Linked DNA regions of Mus musculus: regions 1, 2, 3, 4 and 5 are each linked to region 6. A link is a loop called in an ENCODE intact Hi-C map of the cell type or tissue named here. Cell type or tissue: heart. All regions are shown on one strand. Region 1 overlaps Gm30252 (a long non-coding RNA gene). Region 2 overlaps Boc (biregional cell adhesion molecule-related/down-regulated by oncogenes (Cdon) binding protein). Region 3 overlaps Cfap44 (cilia and flagella associated protein 44). Region 4 overlaps Gm46571 (a long non-coding RNA gene). Region 5 has its middle 15 kb from the start of Gm46571. Region 6 holds the start of Boc (biregional cell adhesion molecule-related/down-regulated by oncogenes (Cdon) binding protein).

Region 1 (4,000 bases), 61 kb after region 6:
GGTCTGCAGTTAGGAACTACTTTCATGTGTACGCAAATGGCAGGTGATGCTAAAATAGTTTTGACTCATATTCTGAGGGTTGATGATGTTAAAGTGACACTGAAAGGGAAAGAGGGTAGGTAAGAAATTCTGAAGAATAAAAGAAAGAGTGAGGGAAAGAGATGTGGGAAAGCCATCCGTACGGTAGGACATTAAAAACTGGGATAGCCTATTAAATGTGGCCAAGAAGAAGTGAGGAGAATAAATTCGTGATACTTTCTGCCCAGGAGAGACAGGAGCTTCAGACACAGTAAAGAAAAACTAAGACTGAGGGGAAACTCTAAAGATACTTAAAACAAAATGAAAAGTACTCTGTAAATTCCCTGCCTCAGCTCACCTCCTCTTTTATTTCCTGTGAGATGAGGGGCTCTTTGTTTGTTTGTTTGTTTGTTTGTTTGTTTTTGAGACAGGATCTCATGTAGCCCAGGGTGGCCTCAAACTTGCTATGTAGCCACAGATATCTGTGACCGCCTGATCTTCCTGCCTCTAGCCCCAAATGCTTGGGATTACAGGCATGTGTCACGATGCCTACTGAGACGAGTGGGTTTCTGTTTTGTTTTGTTTCTTTTGCTTATGTTTATCAGTTTAAGTGGGGTGGAGCAGAACACGTACACACACGCTTGTTGAGGTCAGGGGACAAGTTGCAAGGGTCAGATGGTTGTTTTCCTTCTGCCACGCGTGTTCCAAGGATTGAATTCATGTTATTAGACTTTGCTGTAGACCCCTTAACCTCCTGAGCCATCTCACAGGCCCAAGACTTCTTTTTAAAAGTGATACTTTAAAAAAATAAGTAGGCATGTGTGTGTGTGTGTGTGTGTGTGTGTGTGTATGTGTGTATGTGTGTGTATCCTGAGAAGCCTGAAGAGAGTGTCAGATTCCTGTGGAGCTAGAGTTATAGGTGGTTGTGAGCCACCAGATATGAGTACTGAGAACTAAACATGGCTCTGTTGGAAAACGAAGGAATGCTTGTAACCACTGAGCCACCCCTCCCCCACCTCAGGGATAAGTTTTAACGTTAATGATGCACCACGGATCTGAGAGCTAAGAGCTACTGTCGGAGTTAGTGTGGAGCCAGGCACTTCTATTCTACGAGGCAATCCGTCTTTGGAAATCCATAGTTTGCAATTGGTGGGTCTTACTCTCTAGGTTTCCTATCTTGGGGACTTTTGCATATGCAAGATGGACCCCAGCCAGAAGAATGATGATGAGGGTCAGAGTATTGAGCCGGCATCTGGGCAGGACCATTTCTAAAATCTCTTCCAACTCTGGGCTTTTGTATATGAACTGTTCTAAGCCATGTGCAGGTACTTAAAAGAAGAAAATTGGTCAGTAGGTCAGGGGGTTAGTAGATGAATACGCACTATGCACATGTGCTCTAAATATCTATCTATCTATCTATCTATCTATCTATCTATCTATCTATCTATCTATCTATCTATCTATCTGGTTTTTTAAGACAGAGTTTCTCTGTGTAGCCCTGGGTGTCCTGGAACTTGTTCTGTAGAGCAAGTGGGTTTTGAACTCATAGATCCACTGTCATCTGAGTACTGGGATTAAAGGCATACACCACCACTACCCCACTTATATGCTCTCTTTCAAAAAGACATTGCTGGAAGAGCACATAAGGCCCCATCTTGCAGAGTAGTTATAGATTGACTAAAACTTTCTGACATGTCCAACTATTTGGAATGTAAGGATTTTAAAAAAAAAAATACACTTACAATTTAAGTTACATCCATAAAAAACTAAGGATAAAATTCACCAATTCGCCCATAATCCTACCGCTTTGATGGATATATCTCCAAATATTTACATATACTTTCATATACTTTGAACACACACACACACACACACACACACACACATGCTCAGAAGAGCATGTGATTTCATGATTTCCTAAGGAACTAGTCTCTGACAGCATTACAGTTTTGGCATATGCAGGTTTAAGAACTTTATGAAAAAACACAAACAGCAGCAAAAAGATCTGTACTTTCTAAGGTTTCAAGAAAGAACACCTGGGAAAGAGATCAGCCCCTGCCGGCTGGCTTCCTTGTGGGTGCATATCTGCTAATGCACTTGAGTCTTGTGAGAAGGTTTCTGCAGACTGAACCTTTAACTTTTCTTCAGCTGTGTGGGGACCAGTGTGTGTGTGTGTGTGTGTGGGGGGGGGGTGTTCTCACTTCCTACATAAGGAAGAAACTTGTGAAGGCCTGCCTGTACTTTGTCACAGATGGAAGAAAATGGGCATAGCAGGTGTCTTCCTTTAGGCATCTTGTTGAGATGTTGGAATGAAGAATTTGGGGAAAAGGAAGCACACAGCAGCTGTTTCTGAATGTTCAGGCAACAGTCATGCATTGGCGCATATGATACACTTCAAGAAAGGGCGAAAATAGCTCCCACCTACAATCTACAGTTGTGGTACCCACTATCTACGTGAGTAAAGTTTTTCTCAACTGATTTGAAATTTACAACTTTGTTCAACTCCTCTCCTAGAACTGTATAGTCTATGGTTGAAACAGGACAACTGGTTTGTTTACCTGGATGGAAGGTTGGGGACACACAGTCTTTTCATGGGGCAGAAAGTACTTACCACCTGGCGAGACAGATTGATACAGTTAGAGGATATCTTCCAGGTCCTCAGAAACCTAATGAGCACATGACCCTCTGCTCAGAATAAACGCCCCAAAAGGAACTATAAGGAGCACGTGACTACTCCTAAAGTATGGAGAAGATTTTTTTTTGTAGATATAAGAGAGAAAGCAGGCAGAGGGAAGAGTCCAGGCTGAACATGGCTGGTAGACTAAACTGGGCTGTGAGAGGAGTGAAGGGGAGGGAGAGCAAGAGGAGCCTCTGACCATGAAAGGCAGCCAGGCCAAGAGACCTGGGTACCCAAAATGGCTGAGTTAATAGGGATCAGTCCCTGGGTGGGAGAGGTCTAGGGGAGGGGTGAGAAGTGCTGAGAGAAGCCACAGGTACTTAGTGAGACCTGTCCTAGATTTGAGTCCTAACAACGTTCCATCTTCTGAAAGGCCCTATGTTCCCTAACTCCAACCTCTGTGCACTCTCTCCTACCACACCCCATCACTGGCTACTTTCCAGCCACAGAGGCTGCCTTGAGGCACCTCCCACACACAGCCCAGTCCTTCCTCTGGCCTTACTGTTCTCTTTATCTTAGATGCTTTTCTCCTTGACAGTTGCACAATATCCTCAGATTCTATCTTAGCTCTGCTCAAAGGTCTCATCACTAATCCTGAGATGTTCTCTAGCAGTCTTCCGTACTTACCAAGCTTTCTTCTTTCTCATTCTCTTCCTTTCTTTCTCTCCTCTATCTCCCTTTTATCTCCATTATTCTCACCACGCCCCGGCTATACCTAACTAGCTTATCATTTTGTTATAATGATAAGACATTTTATAATTAATCTTATCTATTTAGTATCATCTTTCTCTGACAGTCAAATGTAGCTATCCTGAGAGTAGAGATTCTGTTTTCTTCCCTACTATACTTCTGGCATCTTTCACAGATATCTGCCATGGAGGAGATGGGTTGGACACTAGTCAAGCAAATGAGTGGCCGTTCTTTTCCTGCTGGGAATCGCCTTTGTCTTTCAGTCTGTGACTAGCAGCCATTTCTCTCGTGACTGTAGTCTCTTCGTTTGAGCAAAAGAAAATCCTAAAGTAGAGGCTTTAGTAATTTGTCTTTATAACTATAATTGCAGGTAGAAAATGGCCTCAAATATTTGAATCTCTACTTGAGGTTGTCAGAGACATGTAACTAAGACTTTTTCTAGGCATAAATTTATCTTTATTCGGGCTACTGATAAACTCTTCTGAGTCTTCATATGAGCCCCTTCTTTTCTCTACCCAAATCAGAAGTAGATGGTACTCCCTTAAAACAAGCAAGGCTAGTTGCCTCTCACCTGTATGAGCAACCAGTGCCTGAAATGTTAAATGACTGTGTAGG
Region 2 (4,000 bases), 50 kb before region 6:
TGAGAAGTAACTGCCCAAAATAAACTAGAGTCATCACAGGGGAACCTGGTTATCAAGTCACCAGGCAAGGTCAAGTAAATTTTCTACTTAATGGAACTTTCTAGAAGTTATAAGTCAGGCCATGGTAGAGAAGAAAGCCTACTGCTTTTTATGAAAAGATCATTGTCGCTTTCATTTCAGTATTAAACTTACTAAGGACAGGGCCAAGACTTGTTTATATGTGTCCTCTAGGCCTAACTTGGGTCTTGACAGTAGATGTTCAATGACTTAATATCATGGAATCTAAGTTTCACAAGTTGGATGCCCATTTACATGGCTATGAACCCAAATTCTCTCAAAATGTTTGGTTCATGTTGTGAGCTCAAGTGTAGGACCCTAACACAAATGTTCCATAAACATTTAACTAAAGTGTGACCAAGGGCAGTTATTTTGGAAAAAGAATGTCTGGTGACTGGGAGGCATCCGATCCCCTTGAAACTGGAGTTACAGACAGTTGTGCGATGTTTTGCAGGTTATGAGGGTTCTGGGAATTGAACCTGGGTCCTCTGGAAGAACAGCCATCACTCTTAAATGCTGAGCCATCTTAAATCCTTAGCAACATGTAAACAAAGGATCCTACATTTTCATTTTGCGCTGGGGCCTGTAAATTATGTAGCCCTGATCTAGCCGAGCCTCTAGGTTAGGACCATGAATGAGCTTCACTCTGAGAGGAAGAAGATGAACTATAAGAAAGGGAATGCCTGGGCCCATGTTCCAGCTGAACACAGGCAGTGCCACTCCTTTAAAAAATATTTCACCGAAACCATGCAAAGGTGCTGATCCCCCTTCAGGGTAGGGCGCCTTGTACCTGCCAAGGGAGGAAGCTCGCCACAAAGTGAGCTATGAGCAAATGCACTTCAGAAGCATCTGGAAAATTCCTCAGGCACTGGGAACCATTTTCCTCCATGCTCTAATAAATCTAAAGCTACCCCACCAAGAGCTGTCCCCTCCCACCCCATCCCCACCACCCACATCTTCTTTCTTTACATCATTCCAAGAAAAACTGCCCCAAGCAACAATATACTTAAATCCAGCAGATCATTTTGAAGAAAGATGTGAACAACCGAAAGGAGCTTGGCACCAGAAAGCCAACTCCATCATAATGTCCCCAGGCTTCTGCCTCCACTACAGGAAGGCTCATCCGGATGTGAAGTATGTGCTCCATCCACCAAGCATCCCCCACCTCACCACCAAGTACTAGAACACTGGGTCCTCCTTACACCCCTCTTGGCTCTCAATACACCCTCTGACAACCGCTAGAGCACAAACAGAAGGCTGAGCATTCAGGCAGGCATGAAGCTGGGCACTGGTCAGCCATGCAACCCAACTCTCCCTTTGTTCTGATGCCAACATGTGCACAACAGCCCGTGTGGGCAGGACCCTGGACACCCCATCTGGGTGCCCCACTCCTCACAAGGGCTGACTGGCAGGCAAGGCTTCTTGGCTTCAAAACAAATAAGCGGCAGTTTGGTCTTTGCTGCTGTCCCCTCCTTGTGCCTCCTAAGCTTAGGTCTTAGCTGCCATTTCTATTCCTCTCAGTTTGGCGGCTGCGGTAAGAATTCACTAAGGGATCAAAGGTGGAGTAATGAAGTGATGAAATCAGCGCCCCCTCCCCCTTCCTTGTGTTTCTGGCCAGGAAGGAGGCCAGAGATGGAAGAGACTCCGTGATCAATAACACAACAGTCTATTAGCAGCAGGCAGATGCAGAGGCATGCCCCATACGAAGGGGAGCAAGTAGCCTGTTCTGCAGAGAAGTTTCCTGACTTCCAACAATGCCTCACTGGAAATAAGGGGCAGGCCTTCAGTTACAAATGGGGTTAGCAGGCCTCTGTTGGCGGAAGGGTGGCTCAAGTTTCATGGGAAATGACTTGATAGGACACACACCTGTCCTTGCCTGTTGTCTGTGTGCTTGAGAAATGTGTTGCAGGAATGTTTTTTCAGCTTTAATCTCTTAACTTCCCTCGCCTACTTCTTCTGTATTCTCTCTCTGCTCATTCTTCCAGCTACTTCATTACATTGCCCATTAGATCTATTCATTTCTCAGGTCTCCCTAGGTCAATAGCCCTGGTCCTTGAGGTCACATCTGAGGTTACTAACACACCTTACTGTCACAGTACTTTCTGAGAAAGCCCATCACATTTTGAGCTCTATGCAGAGTCTTGCCCAGTCGCTTCTCCTGAAAAGCCCAGATTCCAAAGGGAAGCTGCATATTCCAACTGTGTTAGTCCTGTAAGATGCCTAGATGCACTGTCTATAGACATTTCTCCAAATGCTCACTGTGTGCTGCGTTCTATTCTTCCTCTTTCCACTTAAAGGGAACGTCAGGCCCCAATTCTCTTGGCCACAGGAAAGTCAGACAACATGTGAGAGATATTTACAAGCACTTCCTGCCCGGTGAGGTGAGTGTGTGAAACCACATAAGGGCACATTTGATCTTGAGTCCATTTGAACTTTTCAACCACTTTCTAGTCCTCTTCATTCTGCCCTTAATAAGAAGCTCGTAATAATATATAGAACAAACCAAGTGGTGGTAGCAGATGCCTTTAATCCCAGAAGTCAGGAGGCAGAGGCAGGCAGGTCTATGTGAGTTCAAGATCTAGCCTTGTCTACAGAGCAAACTCCAGGACAGCCAGGCCTATACAGAGAAACTCTGTCTCACAAAACCAAGATAACAACAACAACAATAATAAAAGTTAGAATTATGAATTAAATTATAATACTTGGAGGAATATGCCTATGTACCCTCAATACAAACTGTCAAATCCTAACTGAAGACTTACCTCTTCCCGAAAACTTACTCTAACACGTCCAGTTACAGAGTATCTATGTCTCAGCTCCAAGTTTCTTGTATAACCCAAACCTCCACTTTTCAAAGTGTTTTTCCCTCAGCCTTCTCCCAGGTGGTAAAGCAATGAAAGCTCTTTCTGTTCAGGCAGGGAAGACGGCAACTTTGCTGGATGCTGTGGGAGTCCCCAGCCACCCCCTCTCCATGCAGGCGTTCATCGCACACAGTCTGGTCCCGTGCTCCCCCTATGTTCTCAGAGATCAGGGGACAAGCCTACACTTATCTGCTGAGGTTTGGCTGGGATCCGTCAGATCGTGGGCACTGCATGGGGCTCACTTGGCAAAGCTACTGGGCTGCTGAGCAGTTCTAGAGCCACGGGCAAATTTCTGGGCTTACTGTTGTCAATTCTATTCCTCAATTCTCATGGCCTCCGAGCCTCAACTTGCCCCTGTGACGGCTTGTTGTGTCTACGACGCTGAGGTCGCAGAGCTTGGGAAGAGCCTGTGCTGATGGCGGCACTCTTCAGTGACGCAATGACCCTGTGGTCTTTTTCTGTATCTCAATCACTTTGGAGAACGGCCCCTAGACAAGGAATTAGAGATACTGAGTGCCTTCTCTGGATGAATCCCTGTTCACAGCTTCATAGAAGGACTTAGGTGTAACACCGCAGAAGGCAGAGGGGCCGTGGCATTGCTTCTGTAAGTGGCCTCGGGCAGTATTGGGCTTTCCTGAGCCCTAAACTGTTCTACCGATGGACAGGGGGGTTGCACACCTCACCAGATCCTTTGGTTGTCTAAGACACACCCAATGGCTTAGCTTCACCCTTGAGTTATCCTTGAATAAAAGTACCTTGCAAATGGAAAACCACAAAGTCACCTGCTAAGGACAGGGGACCAAGTAAAGCGACAGCTGATGGTGCTCATGAGCTCAGGGAACCTGGCACCTGGAGAGTAACTGGGGTTATGGCTTGGGCAGGCCTCTCAGAAGCTGAGCATCCGAGGAATGACTAAGCGCTTGCCAGTGGGTAGCCAGGGCACACAGACCACTAAAGCCAAACAGCACTGTAACTCACCAGGCTGGCCTAACCCAGTGTTTCCTAAGGCGGACATTTAGCACAGTTCCATCCTTTAAGCCTCATGGATGCCTTTACTCAGACATTCTGGTATGCAGAAAATG
Region 3 (4,000 bases), 77 kb before region 6:
AAATCAGATAACTTAATACTTTAGTTGGAGACAGCTGGTAATTGAGGCGGGAAGACGATCAGAGGTTGCAAGCCACTTAGGGGAATGCGTGTCCATTTTACACAAGGTTTTAAAATGAAAAAGGCTGTCTGTGAACCAGCATCTTCAGTAAGTGAAGCAGCAGGCAAGCATCCTCAGGGGGAACAACAGAAAAATCGTATTGTACTTGCAAAAGCGGCCCTTTGGCCCTTCTAGCGACGGCTTTGTTCGTTTGGCTCGGAGCTGTTGCGGAGACTGAGGCCGTGACTGTCTTTTTCAGAAATGGAAGAAACTGTCCGGGAGCTGATGATCAGCAAGTTTGGCCGCGTGATCGATCTGGAAGCCCTCCAGACCCTTTCTGTTAACACAACCCTTGAAGAACTGAAGATCAAAAAGCTTCGGAAGGAGCTATCCAACGCAAAGGAGCTAAGGATGTGGGAGGTAAGGGGGAGGGACGAGGCCATCGGAGGAGGAGTTATAAAGTCCTGGTGGGGCTTCTGCGCAGCACCCAGGGGCCTGTCTCGCTCCTTTACTAGGGAGACTTGTCTGTCTTGAAGAGCCAAGCAATGCATTAAAGTATGTATGCCCATGGTATTGGACATGAAACCTTTGTTCCCCGAGAATCCCCGTTGCTCTGCTTAATAGCTTTGGCCTCCTATTCCAGTTTGGAAATTAGAAAACACATTTAGGGCTTGGGGGGTTGAGGCTCAGTGATGACAGCAGTTGCTTAGCTCCTGCAAGGTCCCGGGTTCAATCTCCAGCACCATTAATAAATTACGCCTATGTAGTTCTGTGTATGTGCATACATCGTGACAGTGCATCCGCGAAGGTCAGAGGACAGCTTACAGGAGTTGGTTGTCAACTTCTACCAAGTGGGTCCTGACAATGGAATTCAAGCCATTAGGCACGGCAGCAAGCATTTTTTTTTCTTTAATCAAACCAGACTCAATACAATAGTTTCCATTTACATTTTCATACTGGCTTCAGATTATATTTTCACGTACCCACAGTGTTCCCTTTGCATGATTGGCTATAAATTTAATTTCCTTTCTCTAGCTTTAAGTATTGAACCCAAAACCTAATGTATGTTTGGAAAGCACTCTTCCTTTGAGCTATGTCCCTGTAGATTTGACCGAACGGGATGCTCATTTTTCTCTATTTCCTCTCCAAATTCACTTAGTCCATTTTTTTTTCCCTGCCTTCTCTCCTCGGTAGGAGAAGATCGCTCAAGTGCGCTGGGACCTGATGATGAAGACGAAGGAACACACCAAAAAGCTTCACCAGATGAACGACCTGTGCCTCGAGAAGAAGAAACTTGATTCCAGGTTGAACACTCTCCAGAACCAGCAGGTAAGTGCTTTCCTTCCAGCCCTCCGCAGAACCCAAAGCCCGGCAACGCACTGGTGCTTCAACAGACCTGGAGCGTGGACCACTGCCAGGCCATCTGCCCCTGGATGCTGACTACTGGGCACTCGAGAGCGGCTTCCAGAGGGGACTAGCTTCATCAAATGCCTCTTGTGCGCCACGAACGCATATGAATACTCACCAATGCACTTTACCTCAGTCTTGGAGAGTAAGGTAGCAAGCACAAATAAAGACGCCAGTGCACTCCCTGAATCTGGCTGGTGTCAGGGTCCACTTTCAATATGTTTATTTTTACTTGACAGGAAGTGGGCATCTTGAATGCTTGCTAGATTCTTTTTTTCTGAGGGTTTCAACTTGTCACTATGGAATCCATATTGAGCCTATGAATGTACTTACTACAGAGTATGTGATGGGTTCCAACACTTATTTAGTGCATGGTCACCAAAGTGAGTCTTGTCCTCTAGTAGTTCAGCATCTTCTATAGTGTCTGGGGAAAAAAATCAGTCATCTTTCTTAGTCCTCCTGCCCTGCCATTTATAGTTTCTTTAAGAATCCTGGAAGTAATTTAAACCAAGTGTTTTCAAATTATGGTCCCCTGAGGAACTATACCTGCATCAGCTGGGAACTTATTCATAATCAGCTGGGAACTTATTCGCAATGTAAAATGAGAGTCCAGGCAGAGAAAACCATGGGCCACAAGGTGGCACACAGGAGCGGACTTTTTTTTTTTTTTTTTAAACTGTAAGTGAAGTTTATACAGTCTAATTTGTAAGCCTGCCAAAAATCACAGGCTTTCAGCTAGGAATGAGGAAAGACTATGCCCCAAGGTCACGTGTTCACCGACTTTATGCGTAGCTCATGGATATCTTAACGTTTGTACTTGAAATCTCCATAAAAGGGATGGTGCCTTGACGAAGGCAACCTTCAGAGCAGATCAGAGCAGATTTCAATTGTGCTGGACTCCTTGACTCTTAGCTGGTGAGAAGTTTCAGCTAGACCCCAGTGTGAAGGGCTCCTCTCCTATCTTAGGTCCCCCTACCTTGTCTTTGCACCGTACCTGGGACCCAGTGATGAGCCTCCAAGTGGAGAAGGATGGATAGATCGTTTAAACTACTTCCAAAGCAAGGTTGAATTTGAAAAGTTGTTCAAAGGCACGTGTTTTAAGCGTGAGGCTTTAGCGGATGTGTAAAAAGTAATATGCTGGAAGAGAGGAGGTCTGTTTGTCTTTTAATTTTATTTTTCCCCAAATAGGGAAACGCCTTCCAGGGCCTTCGGAAAGCCGATATAGTGGCAAAGCAGAAGGTCACCGAACTGGTCCAAACCCAGTTAGAGAAGATCACGGCCTTAAAAGAAGAGATTGAGCTTTTGCGGAAGAAGGGGGGGCTCCTCCTCCCGCCTATCACCCCCAAGCCAAAGAACGAGATGAAGCCCATGGACACTTAAGGTTGCCGTCGTCTCATTTCCACCAAGAGGCCCAGTGGACTTCACCGATCTACTTCCCCGTCACCCACAACAATCCTCTCGCTTTAAAGTGAACCGTAGTGTGAACTTAAAAAAAGGGGTCCTGCCCCGTGACTTAATATTTCCCCAGGTTAGAAATCACCGGGACGCTGACCTGTACTGTACTTGTGACTGTGCTGAGGAGACCAGTTAGACGTTTTCACCCTAGGTTGGATATGAAGAAGGCCGAGTCCCGTGGTTGCAAGAGAGCAAGCTGTTAGATGTGTTTTCAGAAGAGTAATCTGTTTCTCTGGTATTCCGAATATGTAGCCATTGGCAAGAAAAACTATTATTCAGCAACCCATGAGGAAACGTCCTTTTCTTAGTCCTTGGATCTTTAGAAAATAAACTGTTTGTGTTAAACAGTCTGTGAAAGGACATAAGAGAAAAGGCAAACCATCCTGCCAATAAGAACTTAGAATACGAAACGCAAACGCAAGCGTTGCTATTGTTGACTTCACAAAGCTCGGGACTGAGGAAATGCAGACAGACGCGGGGAAACAGCTCGCGTTGGGCTGGCAGAGGCGACTCCCTGATTTACCCAGTTTCTGAAAACTCCTCAATTCCGAGGCTCACGTTTTCCAAAACAACTCAGTCAGGGAAGCTTTGCTCTAGCGGCTCTCGGCGGCTCCAGCAGAATTCTACCTTCTGTCAGGCTTCACCTGAGTCTTTCCTGGTTCCGATCCAGACAAGGGAAGAAAATAGATTTTCATCTCTCCTAGGTTCTAACTCTTACAGTCAGTCGCTTTTGACTGTGGGTGACATTTTAAACTCAAGAGTGCAGTCTCCAGCTCAGGGAAGGGTTTATTGAAATTCATGGCTGCACCCCTCACAGCTTGATCTCCCTGACACTCGGTGTCGTGTCCCTCCAGCGGTGACACTTTGATTTCCCAGGTGAATTGTTACCAGAAGCCCCTGCTATGGCAGAGGGCTGTGCTGAAGAGTCCTTACTGAGTTTCTGTACTGCACATCTGAGAACACAATCGCCAGCGATGTACAGACAGGTCTGCGCCCTTCCACACAGAGTGTCAGAGTGTATTGAACAAGGCACATCAGGTTTATTGGCTGTGATTTATGGAGTAGCCTCATTTCCCCCCACAGCTGGCTATTGGTATTT
Region 4 (4,000 bases), 75 kb after region 6:
CGTGGGAAGGCGGTTCCACCCAGCAATGATGGTGACCAGCTGCTTTTTGACGTCCCTAAGGACAGAACAAAAGGGAGCAAAATTAGATTGTGGCAAAAAAAAAAAAAAAAAAAAACAACAACAACAAAAAAGGGAGAATAAGTAGTCATAAAAGTGAGTTGCCACGGCTAAACTCTATTGAGAGAGATGTGACGGGATACAAGGCTGTAAAGCTGTTAGCCCCATTTTATAGAGCAATGAATGGCAATTTGGAGAAGTGAAGAAACTTGCCTGACGTCACACATCTGGGACGGGACTGAACCAGCTCTGGCTGACTCTACAGTAATGTATAGCTGACTCACAGGACAAAGAGATGAAAAGCAAGTTATGGGGGTGGGGAGTCGAGCTACGCAGTGCTCCTGGTTAAGATGAGCCATGTGTAGAATTCGGGGAAAGCAGTCATGTGAAGCTTAGATGTTTGAGATTGGGGATTATATGTTCCTTTGTGCTAGGAGGGCGAAGACCACTCTAACTCTCAGCCCGAAAGATGGGTTGAGTGGGCACAGTTCTCTCCAGGAACCCAGGAGATTGGCTGTATGTGTGGTGGTCTCTGTTGTTGGTTGTTGTGGGCAGCACTTCAAAAGGAAGACTCCAGTCACAGCAAAGTGAAGGTGTGGGAGTTTGGGGATGGCTGAGCCTCAGGAAGAACAACTCAATGACTCTTAGTGCACTGTCTCCTACTACACAGTCATCCCTATTTGAAGAGCAGTCAAGGTATTTCCAGGCAGTTCTTTAATGAACCACCAAAGTGGCCAGACTTCTGGTGAGGAGCCAGTGGTGGCTGGATTGTTGTCTGTACTCGGTTTGGATGGGGCCCACATGGAGGGCAAATGACATATACCTGTACTATATACTGCACACTCCCTCTGCCAGGGATTGTTTAAGCAAACTACCTTAGTTCAATCAGTCCATACAACAACCCTATGCAGTCAGCATCATTGCTGTCCTCAGATAGGCAAGGAAGCTCATGAAGTCAGCTCTTCCCCATGGCTAGGACGAGGAGAAGTGGGACTGTGGAGCCCCAGACAGTCTGAGCACAGCGGCTGCATTCTTAGCCACCAGGACTTAGCCTGACACGCTTAGAACTCTATAGCTCTGGAGTCACTGGCTCAAATGACATAGCTTCTTGCTGCTGGGTTTATAAGAATGTCTAGCCATTGTAAACAGTGTTCCAGTTTGGGGATTTTTATAATCATTCTTTCCTCATCTCCATCCTTAAGTGGGCTAGAGGGAAGAGTAAGAAGCAGTCACTCTTGACTCAGACTTTGGGTACTCACCCCAGACTGCTCAGTTAACGGCTTAGATGGTATCTAAGGGCCTGCTGGGTTCCTCTATGATAAATCCTACAAGTAGTGGTGAAAGGAGAGGTGGCCATACACCACTTTCAGACCTTAAGCCAAGTGTTTTTTGTGTTTTGTTTGTTTGTTTGTTTCTACCACTTGCCTCATTCTCACAGGCCTAACAGTCCTTTGAGGCGGCTGTTATCTGCACAGTTGTACTAATGAGGGAGGTTGTGTAACTTGTCTGATGTCAGGCTGGCATTATACAAAGGGGCTGTGACCTGAACCCTACCTAGGAAGACGACGCTCAGTCTGAACACACCACACAGCATTCAATGCTCAGCACAACACTAAAACCAGGCAGGCTTAGAAGGGAACTCAGGCCGGGCTCAGCTCTGCAGTTGTCCTAGCAGGAAAGGGAGGGGGCCTTGGGGTTCAGCCTTCGGTGTACAGCACTATAACCGGACTAGACCAGCACCATCATTCCTAGGTTCTGCTCTGCCAGAAGCCTGGGGCCACGACAGGATGCTACATTCAAACCTTGGCAATCTCTTCCTTCTTAATTTAGGCTTCCTCCCAGGAGGGGATCCTGAGGCAGGAACATGAGAAAGGGAAAGGAAAAATAATAAGAGATAAGTGAGAAAAAAAAGAGAATATTTATAGGGCTTGTTAACATCTAATGGGAACCAGCTGCCTGGTTGGGGGTGGGAGATTTTTGTTTGTTTGTTTGCAGGAGATTTTTTTTTAAGGACTTTTCATGTATATGTCTGGGATGAAAAGATAGGGAGAGAAGAATATACGTGTGTCCTGGAGCCCTGCTGGAGGCTGGGGGAGGATATTGGGCATGAGATTTCTGCTCTCCCGCCAGCCTTGCTCCACCCCCACCTCCTGCCTTCATTTCAAACTGGAGCTGATTCAAACCTGCTGCTCTTGGAAAGAGGCCATCAGAACAGGCTCCAACAGAAAGCTGATCCGTGAGGGGCTATGAGTGTGAGGGAGTGGGGCAATCACAAAGAACGAGAAAATGAGACAAGGGAATGGAAAAGGTGAATAAACAGGGGCTGATGAGGGAGGGAAGGAAGGAGGGAGGGAGAGCGGGAGATGGAAAGATGAAAATGTTGGCCAAGTGGAGAGCAGGGAGTGGTTGAGAGCCTGGTGCTGGAACAAATTCAGGGCTGATCCTTCAGGGGTGGGGGGTGGGGGGGGGTAGGGTGCTTTCTCTCCCACAGGTCCACTGGGCTGCAGTGAAGATGTGAGTGCACGAGATTTTCCAGGACCCTTTCCCATAAGTCTGTGCTTTCTTCATTTTCAAGGTCTCCGGGCCAAAAGCTCCATCCAAGAATTGTGTAAAGAACACTAAAGTCAGGATGAGGTTCAAAAGTGGAAAAAGTATGATGATTAGGGCTGGAAGCAGGGGCAGACATTTAGAAAGTCAAAAGGCAAAAACAAGGTGATTTCTGAAGGCAGAATTGTCCTGGGGTTAAAGCCCTCGGATGCTGGGTCCCAGCTGGCATTTCTAGTATTCGGCCTAGGAACTTGGGTGAGTTGGAGGGAGCACACCTGTGAAACGGAGTCAAGCTCCTTACACGACTAAAAGCCTTGTTATCCGTTTGGAAGGGAGGGAGGAAGAGGGAGAGGAAGAGAGAGAGAGAGAGAGAGAGAGAGAGAGAGAGAGAGAGAGAGAGAGAGAGAGAGAGAGAGAGAGAGAGAGAGAGCACCAGCTGGCTTGCCCATCTTTCTGCTCAGTAAAGTCAGTAAAGTCAGCTGAGCTAAGTTAAGGATGTGACTCTGTCCTCCCGCTTGTCCCCTTGGGCTTTGGTTTCCAGGAACACCTCATTGTTGAGACGATTTTCGTTTAAATAAACCATCATTTACTTTAGAGCACGGTCCTTCTAGTAAAAATCTGCAACCCTGTCTCCTACCAAGCTACAGGAAAGTGCCCAATAAGCAATGCCACTTTTGTTGAAAGAGGACATTGCAGAAGAAAAATAGTTTTCTTCAGCCTTCATAGGTTCTTTTAAAAATGTTTGTTAAATTAAAAGGGAATTTTATGTGTATAAGTATTTTTTTTTTACCTTAACTACTATCTGGAAGCTTCACTGTCCATTAAGACTGGTGTGTGTGAGAAACATTGAGGATTTGAATGTGGACTTGGATAATTAGTTGCTTTTCTCCTAATAGCCCAGGGAATATCCACTAATGCATGTAGCATATAGTTTCTACTACCCTGCTTTAAGCTCTGGGCAGACCGTGCTATCAGCCTCTGTCCTGGTTTCCTGTGATTGCAGATGAAACACAGACACATACACACACACACACACACACACTTTTTAGCTCAATGGATGGGCATTTCTAAGCCTCTCATGGCTAACATGCCCTTACCTTCACTCCCAGCTCAATACCTCTAATTCTGCCCTCACTTTAGTTGCTCAGTTACCTTTAGTCCTAGCTCAACATCTCTAAATCTTCCCTCAGCTTAGTTGTGTTTCTAAATCTCCTGCTTGCTACCCCAGGCCCAGTTGAGGAAGTGGCCAGTGGCCACTCCACCTGAGATCTCACATGGTGGCTCTTTCTCCCTCTGAAGCATGGTGATTTTCTTTCCTTCTCTTGCATCTATTAGCCTGCCTGCAGGAAGCTGGAAGTCCCACCTCATCTACCCAGCCATTGGCAGCTAGCATCTT
Region 5 (4,000 bases), 86 kb after region 6:
TAAAGTAATAAATCAATAAGTCTTTAAAAATATTTTTGAAGATAGATACTATATAAAGTTATATTTTTAAAAGAAATTCAAGAGAATTAAAACAAACAATCAGCCTGATGCTTATCTATGTTTCTGGTCATGGGAAGACTTTAGGAGAAGTAATGTTGGGGAACCAGAAAGACCATGCAGATAGATGCAGCTGCTGATAGAACATGTTGGGTGGCAGACCCATACTTCACAAACTTACACTGTTTTGCTCTGTCAATAGATCTAAGGAGAAAAGGCATGCAAGCATCATCAGAGATATTAAAAAGTAATCCCCATTTATTCAACAAATGCTACATACAATCGACAAACTCACTGGAAACCAAGGGACTAGCTGCAATCGCTGCATTTCTTTCTACCGCTTTGGTTCTGGCCAACACATTTAAAGAAAGAAAGAGTTTAGAGGTTGTATTAGTCAGTGAAGGCTAAGAAAGAAAAAAAAAGCCCTAAACAGAGCAACATCATCAATAGCTATATAAGTGCAGGCTGCATAAAATAATAACTCCAGACAAAGTGCTTTCATCAACAACTGTGTATTACCTCACAGTCTTATAGTCTTGGAGCCTTAGGTCTAGTAGGGTTGATAAGTCCTCTTATTGGTTCTTAGATATTGCCTTCCCATGATGTATGAATCTCTTCTTATAAGGGTGCTAATCCTATCGGATCTGCCCCTTTGGCTTCATTTAACCTTAATTACTTTCTTAGAGACACAGTTACACTGGGGATTAGGGATTCACCATGAATTTTGATGGGGTACAAACGTTCGGTCAATAACAGATATACAAAATGGAGAGAAATTTATATTTAGAAAAAATCTTATTAGAATATTTAAATTTATATGAGAACTAATGACAAATTGAAAGGTGTCAAAATAAAAATGAAACACAATGAAAATCATTAAAGATGTAGGGAGTGTGAAACCACAGCATCACAACACAACATCAGTAGCATCAGAATAAGAAACACATCCAGGAGTAAATCTAAATTCAAATTTTAAAAAATCATTATTATTGAGTCACATGATGACTAACCTGGTCTCATTTTTCAAGGTTCTGTCCTTCTAGGATTCCTTACTCCTTTCCTTTCCCAAAATCTCTCAATACTGAACAGAAGTTTATATACCTAATTTAAAAACCAAAAACTACTCGTGGTTGTTATTTCATGATATGAAAGACTGAATCATTTATATAATTCTAAAAATCAGGTATGAACTACTTTTTCAATTATCTAACTTCATCCTTAAATAAGTATACACATTCATTAGATTTAATACAGTAAACACTTTCTGGTTTAGCCCCACAGATAGCTGACGAATAGAAAGAAGTGTGGGCAATCTGTAGGTTGCAGAGTGAGGAGTTTTTCATATCATGGCTTTGGAAACTGATTTTCTTGGCATATGAGCTTCAGGTCAAATTGTCCTGTTACCCCAGGCTTCCAAATTATTCTGTGAAAATTAAAACTTTGAATATTTTTCTTTGCAATCTATGGGTTTTCTTGTCAATGGAAGGAATTAACAAAGGTTTGGTGTATTCCTTTAGAAACAGTTTTCCTTCAACACAGGAGTGTTCAGATTGCTCTATCTTTGCTAAAATGAGAGGTTGAGTTCCACTCATTAAGCAATGCCAAGAGCTTATATTATAAGCATAGTTTATTTCACCTAGCTGGCCTTCCTTTCACCACACGCCTAATTTGTGGAACTATACATAATTTTCCTGCACATATACATATAATACATAGAACTATGTGTGGTATAGGACTATGCTTACAATTTTTTTCAACCCAAAATGGCAAACTTAAAGAGCTTCCAATTTTAGAGAACAAAACACAATAGGCAGCTTAGTTTCTTTAAAAAAAAAAAAAAAAGTGTAGCTGGTCCTTGGTGATTCAGGCCTGTTTCCTTGCTGCATGGGACACTAAGGCAGGAGGATCACAAGTTCAAGGCCAGCTTCAACTACTTTATAAAGTCAAGGCTGTCCTGGGTAACCTTAGTGAGAACCTTTCTCAGCATAAGGGAGTTCTGTGCATACAGAACTCGACTGTAGAACTGGGGGAGAGGGAGTGGGAGTGGGGATGGGGCATTTGTTTCTGTCTATAGCATCCTGGTTTTAAAAACCTCTATCCACAGAACAAGAATAGAACAAAGTTAAGTTTACGTTGAGACTTGACTGAGTTTTGTAGGCTGCCATCTCTACAATCTGCCTTAGGAACTAATCCAAGTTTGATGTTTTGGGAGACCTAATTACCTCTATTGCCACCTACTGGTACACTTATCCATGTCTGCATGAATTCAGCTAATAGTTTTCTTGCCTCTAAGGAAACAAAGCTTCAATAAGAAGAGAAATGAGCTGCCAAAGAGGCTTCGCCTATGTGGCTGCGTCTGCTTAGTTTCCACATGGGGCGACTAGTCAGGAGGGGAAACTCTGAGGGGCCAGACCCTGTCCCTTAGTGAGTCCCTAGCATAGAAGTAAAAGCTGCAGCTTGCTGTGTAGACCCCACAGGGTTCTCTGAACAGTCTCCTGGTTAACAGGTTATCTCCTGGAGCTCATTTAAATATGGATTATCCCCCACCCCCAGTGTAGCAAAAAACTAGTTTTTAAAAACACTGAACAATTTTGAGTGTTGATTTTTTTTTCAAGTCAAACATTTTTTTAAATTTATTTTTGTTGCAGTATTGCTAAGTTCTGTTTTTCTAGGAATTTTCCCATTGATAACGAATTTGCAAATTAACAAGTGTGCAGTAATGTCTTTATAATCTTTTTTAAAATAGGAATTTACTTTAAAAATGTTTAATAGTTTATTTATTTTTATTTCATGTGCATTGGCATTTTGCCTGCATGTATAAGTATGTCTGTGTGAGGGTGTCAGACCTGGAGTTACACACAGTTGTGGGCTGCCTTGAGGGTTCTGAGAACCAAGCACAGGTCCTTTGGGAAAGAAGCCAGTGGTCTCCAACCCCAGGTTCCTTTTTGTGTGCTAAATTCTGAAATGTAATAGCTCTTTCTTTAATCGAAGCACTTTGATATTTGTAGTTGTTTCTTTGTTTTTCTTTTGTAGAACATGATTTTAATATTTCAACTGTTGATATTCAACAAACAGAATAGTTATTTTAAGATATATTTCATTGTTATGTCTCCCTCTTCATTTCTGATTTATTAATTTGGATACTGTCTCTGTGCCCGCTAGTTAGTCTGGCTAAGGGTTTATCTATCTTGTTGATTTTCTCAAAGAACCAGCTCCTGGTTTTGTTGAATCTTTGTATGGTTCTTTTTGTTTCTATTTGGTTTGATTATTTCTTGCCGTCTACTCCTCTTGGGTGCATTTGCTTCTTTTTGTTCTAGAGCTTTCAGGTGTGCTGTCACACTGGTAGTGTAAGCTCTCTTCAGTTTCTTTTTGGAGGCACTTAGAGCTGTGAGTTTTCCTCCTACCACTGCTTTCAGTGTCCCATAAGTTTTGGTATGATGTGTCTTCATTTTCATTAAATTCTAAGACGCCTTTAATTTCTTTATTTCTTCCTTGACCAAGTCATCACTGAGTAGAGCATTGTTCCGCTTCCATGTATATGTGTGCTTTCCATTGTTTTTGTTGGTATTTAAGACCAGCTTTAGTCTGTGGTGATCTGATAAGGTGCATGAGATTATTTCAATCTTCTTGTATCTGTTGAGGCCTGTTTTGTGACCAATTATATGTTAATTTTGGAGAAGTTACTGTGAGGTGCTGAGAAGAAGGTATATTCTTTTGCTTTTGGATGAAATGTTCTATAAATATCTGTTAGATCCATTTGGCTCATACTTATGTTAGTTTCACTCTGTCTCTGTTTAGTTTCTGTTTCCATGATCTGTCCATTGCTGAGAGTGGGGTGCTGAAGTCTCCCACAATTATTGTGTGGGGTGCAATGTGTGCTTTGGGCTTTAGTAAAGTTTCTTTTATGAATGTTGGTGCCCTTGCATTTGGAGGATATATGTTC
Region 6 (4,000 bases):
AAACCTTGGGCCCATTTGGAGGATGGAAAGGGACATAAATTACAGTCTTTATCATGAATTGGACAATCATTTGGCAGCAAAGCAGGGTCCTCTAGATTCTTCCTCTCCAGCTGTGGCCAAGGAACTTGCCCATCCTGGACTCTGTCAACTTTCACTTCCAACTGCCCATGATTTGGCCTCTTCTCCTGAGTGAAAGTCCCTTGCAATGTCGTGTTTCTGAGATATCATAAAAGAGTGACAAAGGGCCAGTGTCTGAGACCTCAGTCCTTGGATTGCATAGGTACAGGCAGCCTCATCCTGAAGGAACAAATCCCGAGTCTCCACAGGAGCTGGCCGTGGCAGCCAATAGACATGGGGACTATAACTTATTTTATTTTTTGCCTCTGCATAAATTCACTCTGAAAAGTCATCTAGCTGGGAAGTCATAACTCTACTGCTGTTTCCACCCCGATTCTGTCCCGCTGACCCCAGAGTACTTCAAGATTGCCATGGGAACCTCCTGGGTCTCAATTATTAGACCATTAAGAAGGGCCAATTATAAGACCTCAGAGAGCTCCTGGGAAACCTGTTCCACACCTCAAAGTGGCCAACCTCTTGCCTCAGAGTCACTTTAAGTAAAGCTCAGAAAACAGGACATCCAGATGTATGGACACCCAAGCCCTTCATGTTGATCTAACAAGACCTTTTTAATGGTTTCCACGCTATTCTGGAGAAGACTTATGGCCAAGGCAAAAGATGCAAAAAGAAAAAGAAAGGAAGGAGAGAGGAAGGGAAGGAGGGAATGGAAGAGGGGAAGGAGGGAGAGAGGGAAGAAGGAGGGAAAGAAGATCATGGGGCGAGGTTACTTAGATTTAGAAGCCAGTGGTAGAATAAATCAGAAGTGTTTACAATATTCAAGAATCCATGATGCTACATTCATTAAGCGATCTGTGCTTTCAAAATTCTGGACAACAAAGAGCTAGGTGACAAACGTGCTGGTCCAGGACATTTCAGGCACATGGCCTGAAGCAGAAGCACGCTTTTCCAGTCATCCGGTAAGAGGTAACTCCAGTTCACACACTTGCTGCCATGGAGCTTGCTGGGAAAGAATAAGGGAGCACACGGCACCTCACCACACCCAGAAAGTGCCTGTTTGGGATTGCTGGTATGTGGTTTGGGTATTCTTAGACGAAACTGCCACATCCCTAGAGGACAACTCTTGTTTCAAGGGACTGAGCATGGGTCACCCCATCTCCAAAAGTCAACAGAGCCACCTCCAGGTTGACCAGTCTCTCAACCCCTGAGTTCTTTTCCACCAGGAAAACCGACAGACCCTTCGTAATCCCCGCAGAAAGTTCATTTTGCCTTTCCCTTTCTTCCACAGCCTTCTCTACCACTTGACCCACAAAATCACTTCTCAACCTTCTCATAGTTAATAGAAACAAAACCCCAGTGGGACACCACACACACACACACACACACACACACACACACACACACACACACACACACCTCTTGCTGATGCTTTACTCTCACAGACACCTCTGGATGCCAATTAATTCAGTGCCTCCCATCCACCGGTCCAGCCAAGAAGATTTTTTAAGAGCTGTTTAGCTTTTGGTCTCCCTTGGTCCCTGACTTAGGATTTTCCTTTTAAAACCTCGCTGATAACTTCTCCCCTTAAAGAAGCAAATCGGTGTCGAGTGTGGGCTTGTTCCCACCGCTTGGCTGTGCAACCAGGGCACCCTGTCAGCCCTTCGGGGTGAGTTTGGGAAGATGTCTGAATCTTCCTACCACCGGAGCAGCTTCCGGGAACCGCGGGAGCTAACCGAGCCAGACCGGGCAAGAGAGGGAAGCCCGGCGGCCCTCGGCTGGGCGGAGGAGCACAAGCAGTGGCGGCTCCGGGAACTTCGTGCGGCGTCAGGCCCTGACTCTAGTCGGATCCAGTCAAGCGCTGGGATTCCGGGCAAGAGCCCAGCTCAGAGATCGGAGCGCAAGCCCGAGTCCAGCTCACCGCTCCAAGCTCCAGTCTGAGCCCCAGCCCAGCGCTCGAGCTCCAACCCAGAGATCCAAACTCCGTCTGAACCCCAACAGAACACCCTGAGCCCCAAAGTGAGCCTCCAGCTTGAAACCCAGTCAAGCACTAGGGGCCCCAACCCCGGTCCTAGCCTAGCTGCCGGAGCCCCAGGCGGAGCCCCAGCCCAGCGCTTGGAGCCCGCGCCCTGCAGCACGTCTCCCGGGAGCCCTCGGCATCCCAGGACGGGCGGCCGCCTCCCACACGCCTCCTATCCCCAAACCAACAAATAAACACAACTTTTTATGAAAAGAAAACAAACTTCAGCGACATGACTCACCTCGCCTGCAGCCGGAGCCTGGGAAGAGGGGGCCGGGACTCCGGGTCCCGCGTGGTGAAGCGGAGAAGGGCCACACGGCCCCCGCGCACACCGACACACACACGCACAGCGCGGTGACACAAGAGGACACACACCACGGCAGAGTGGCCGCAGCCGGAGCAACAAAAGAGCCCAGGACCCAGAAGTTGCGGCCGGAGGAGGAAGGGCTTGTGTGGCCGCGGCGGGTACGAGGTGCGAGAGTGTGAGAATGCGGCCGGCCGGAGCTGACACCAGCGAGACCCAGCTCAGGGTCCCCACTGCAGGAAGCCAGAGCCGTGGTGGCAGCGGCGGCAGCAGGCGGGCAAGGCAGAGGACGCCGCGCCCAGCGCACCCAATCCCTCCATATGGAAGACGCTTTTTTGGATGACTGAACTTGCAAACAATTCCTTCTTTTGCTTCTCCTGCCTAGGAGCCTCCCATTACCGCTCGAAGAGGGGAGGGGAGCCGAGGAGGCGGGGAGGAGGGGGAGGAGCAAAAGGGAGCAAAGCAAAAAAGTCTTGAAAAGGAAACTGGAGTGGGGGGGGGGGGGAGGGACCACAAGTCCCCCCCAATTTTAGAACAATTTTTCCCTTAACGCCTACTTTCTTTGCACTGCGTTAAATTCCCTCAGTCCTTCCAAATTATTTTCTTTGACCACACCAAAAGTGCCTTTCTCCCACGCGCGGGGGTGCCGGTCCACCCTGCTTAGCTTCACCTTGGACCCTTCCCTTGGCCAGCACTACCCCTCCTTCCCGTGCTGGCACCCACTTCTCAATTTCTCTATCATTCTGAACAAACAAACAAACCTACCAGATAATGCAATAAAAACAAAGTTACAATTAATAAAAGCAGGGCAATCCCCCAACCACCATCACCTAAATAAATAAATAAACAAACAAACAAATGTAAGGCAGGGCAAGGGCAATTAGGAAAATGATAAGAAACCTCATCATGGCAAAGCCATAAAACAGCCTTCCCAGACACTTGGCTGGCAGGGAAGGGTTTGCCAGGTCTTTGGCTTGACCTCCCCTTTCAGCATCCTAGGAAAGGGGTGGGGGGTGATGTCACGGAGAGTTAGTCCGTTACCTCCGTGTTGGTTGGAGAGAAAACATGCACACAGTAATTTTCAAACCCATTGTCGGGAACTTCTTTGGACAAATTGTTACAACGTAGATGGATGGGCTCCACCTCCAACTTCTGATTCAGCAAGTCTGTGCTAAGAAAGGATTTCTTTAGTTTTCAGGTGATCTGAAACTGTTAGTTCGGGTACACATTTAAAAACAAACAAACAACAACGGCAACAAAAACGCACTTTCACACACAAGCCCAATACTAAATTAAGTTGGCAACGCTAGATTTTCTAAAAATGCACCAGACTCTGTGAGAGTTTCTTATCCCTTATATTTTAGGAGTTAAGCCATTTGTCAAAGCCTTGTTCCAAGGTGGAGAGGAGGTGGCCCTTGGAGTGGGTCAGCCAGGGAAGAGCACGGTGAAGAGAGGTGCTGTCTTCCCTGAATGGCAGAACTGTGGCCTTGGGACTCAGAAAGTCACCATGTGACAGAAAAGAAATCACTTAAAAATTTTTTTTAGGTCACGGTTTTATTTTCTGTTGCTTTTGGTTGTCCTCAGCACATGATTCCAATTGAAGC

Evidence for each region. Peaks named below come from ENCODE experiments on the same cell type or tissue, not always from the same donor. Only the 100,000 strongest peaks of a DNase experiment are listed, where the experiment ranks them.
Region 1: a loop joins it to region 6, with 2.1 times the contacts of the local background. A loop is called at or near these places in 4 of 42 quality-filtered maps.
Region 2: a loop joins it to region 6, with 2.0 times the contacts of the local background. A loop is called at or near these places in 7 of 42 quality-filtered maps.
Region 3: a loop joins it to region 6, with 2.1 times the contacts of the local background. A loop is called at or near these places in 14 of 42 quality-filtered maps.
Region 4: it touches region 6 in a loop (2.4-fold over the local background); 8 of 42 quality-filtered maps call a loop at or near these places.
Region 5: it touches region 6 in a loop (2.9-fold over the local background); 8 of 42 quality-filtered maps call a loop at or near these places.

The regions. Positions count from the first base shown.
Region 1 is chr16:44,617,575-44,621,574 of GRCm38, forward strand. It overlaps Gm30252 (a long non-coding RNA gene), which reads left to right. Exons shown (of 3, transcript XR_384865.2): 2 at 2,270-2,472. Among named protein-coding and RNA genes, the nearest start is that of Gm30252, 3.3 kb to the left of the region's middle. In heart, no CTCF peak of the experiment used is centred here; a DNase peak (open chromatin) is centred at 2,137.
Region 2 is chr16:44,505,832-44,509,831 of GRCm38, forward strand. The region is part of intron 3 of Boc (biregional cell adhesion molecule-related/down-regulated by oncogenes (Cdon) binding protein); the gene reads right to left. Among named protein-coding and RNA genes, the nearest start is that of Gm30064, 23 kb to the right of the region's middle. In heart, no CTCF peak of the experiment used is centred here; no DNase peak of the experiment used is centred here; H3K27ac peaks cover 348 bases.
Region 3 is chr16:44,478,607-44,482,606 of GRCm38, forward strand. Cfap44 (cilia and flagella associated protein 44) reads left to right here. Exons shown (of 35, transcript NM_001033247.1): 33 at 299-459; 34 at 1,234-1,368; 35 at 2,635-3,822. The coding sequence ends at 2,826. Among named protein-coding and RNA genes, the nearest start is that of Gm30064, 50 kb to the right of the region's middle. In heart, a CTCF peak has its summit at 2,073 (motif pointing right); no DNase peak of the experiment used is centred here; H3K4me3 peaks cover 533 bases.
Region 4 is chr16:44,630,725-44,634,724 of GRCm38, forward strand. It overlaps Gm46571 (a long non-coding RNA gene), which reads left to right. Exons shown (of 2, transcript XR_001782022.2): 1 at 1-2,365; 2 at 3,940-4,000. Among named protein-coding and RNA genes, the nearest start is that of Gm46571, 3.5 kb to the left of the region's middle. In heart, no CTCF peak of the experiment used is centred here; DNase peaks (open chromatin) are centred at 1,827 and 2,297; H3K27ac peaks cover 2,477 bases.
Region 5 is chr16:44,641,830-44,645,829 of GRCm38, forward strand. No RefSeq gene overlaps it. Among named protein-coding and RNA genes, the nearest start is that of Gm46571, 15 kb to the left of the region's middle. In heart, a CTCF peak has its summit at 2,301 (motif pointing left); no DNase peak of the experiment used is centred here; H3K27ac peaks cover 208 bases.
Region 6 is chr16:44,556,105-44,560,104 of GRCm38, forward strand. It overlaps Boc (biregional cell adhesion molecule-related/down-regulated by oncogenes (Cdon) binding protein), which reads right to left and starts at 2,766. Exons shown (of 19, transcript NM_172506.2): 1 at 2,334-2,766. Mir3081 (microRNA 3081) reads right to left here and starts at 2,025; the gene lies at 1,942-2,025. In heart, a CTCF peak has its summit at 1,873; DNase peaks (open chromatin) are centred at 2,067, 2,227 and 2,727; H3K4me3 peaks cover 2,514 bases; H3K27ac peaks cover 1,940 bases.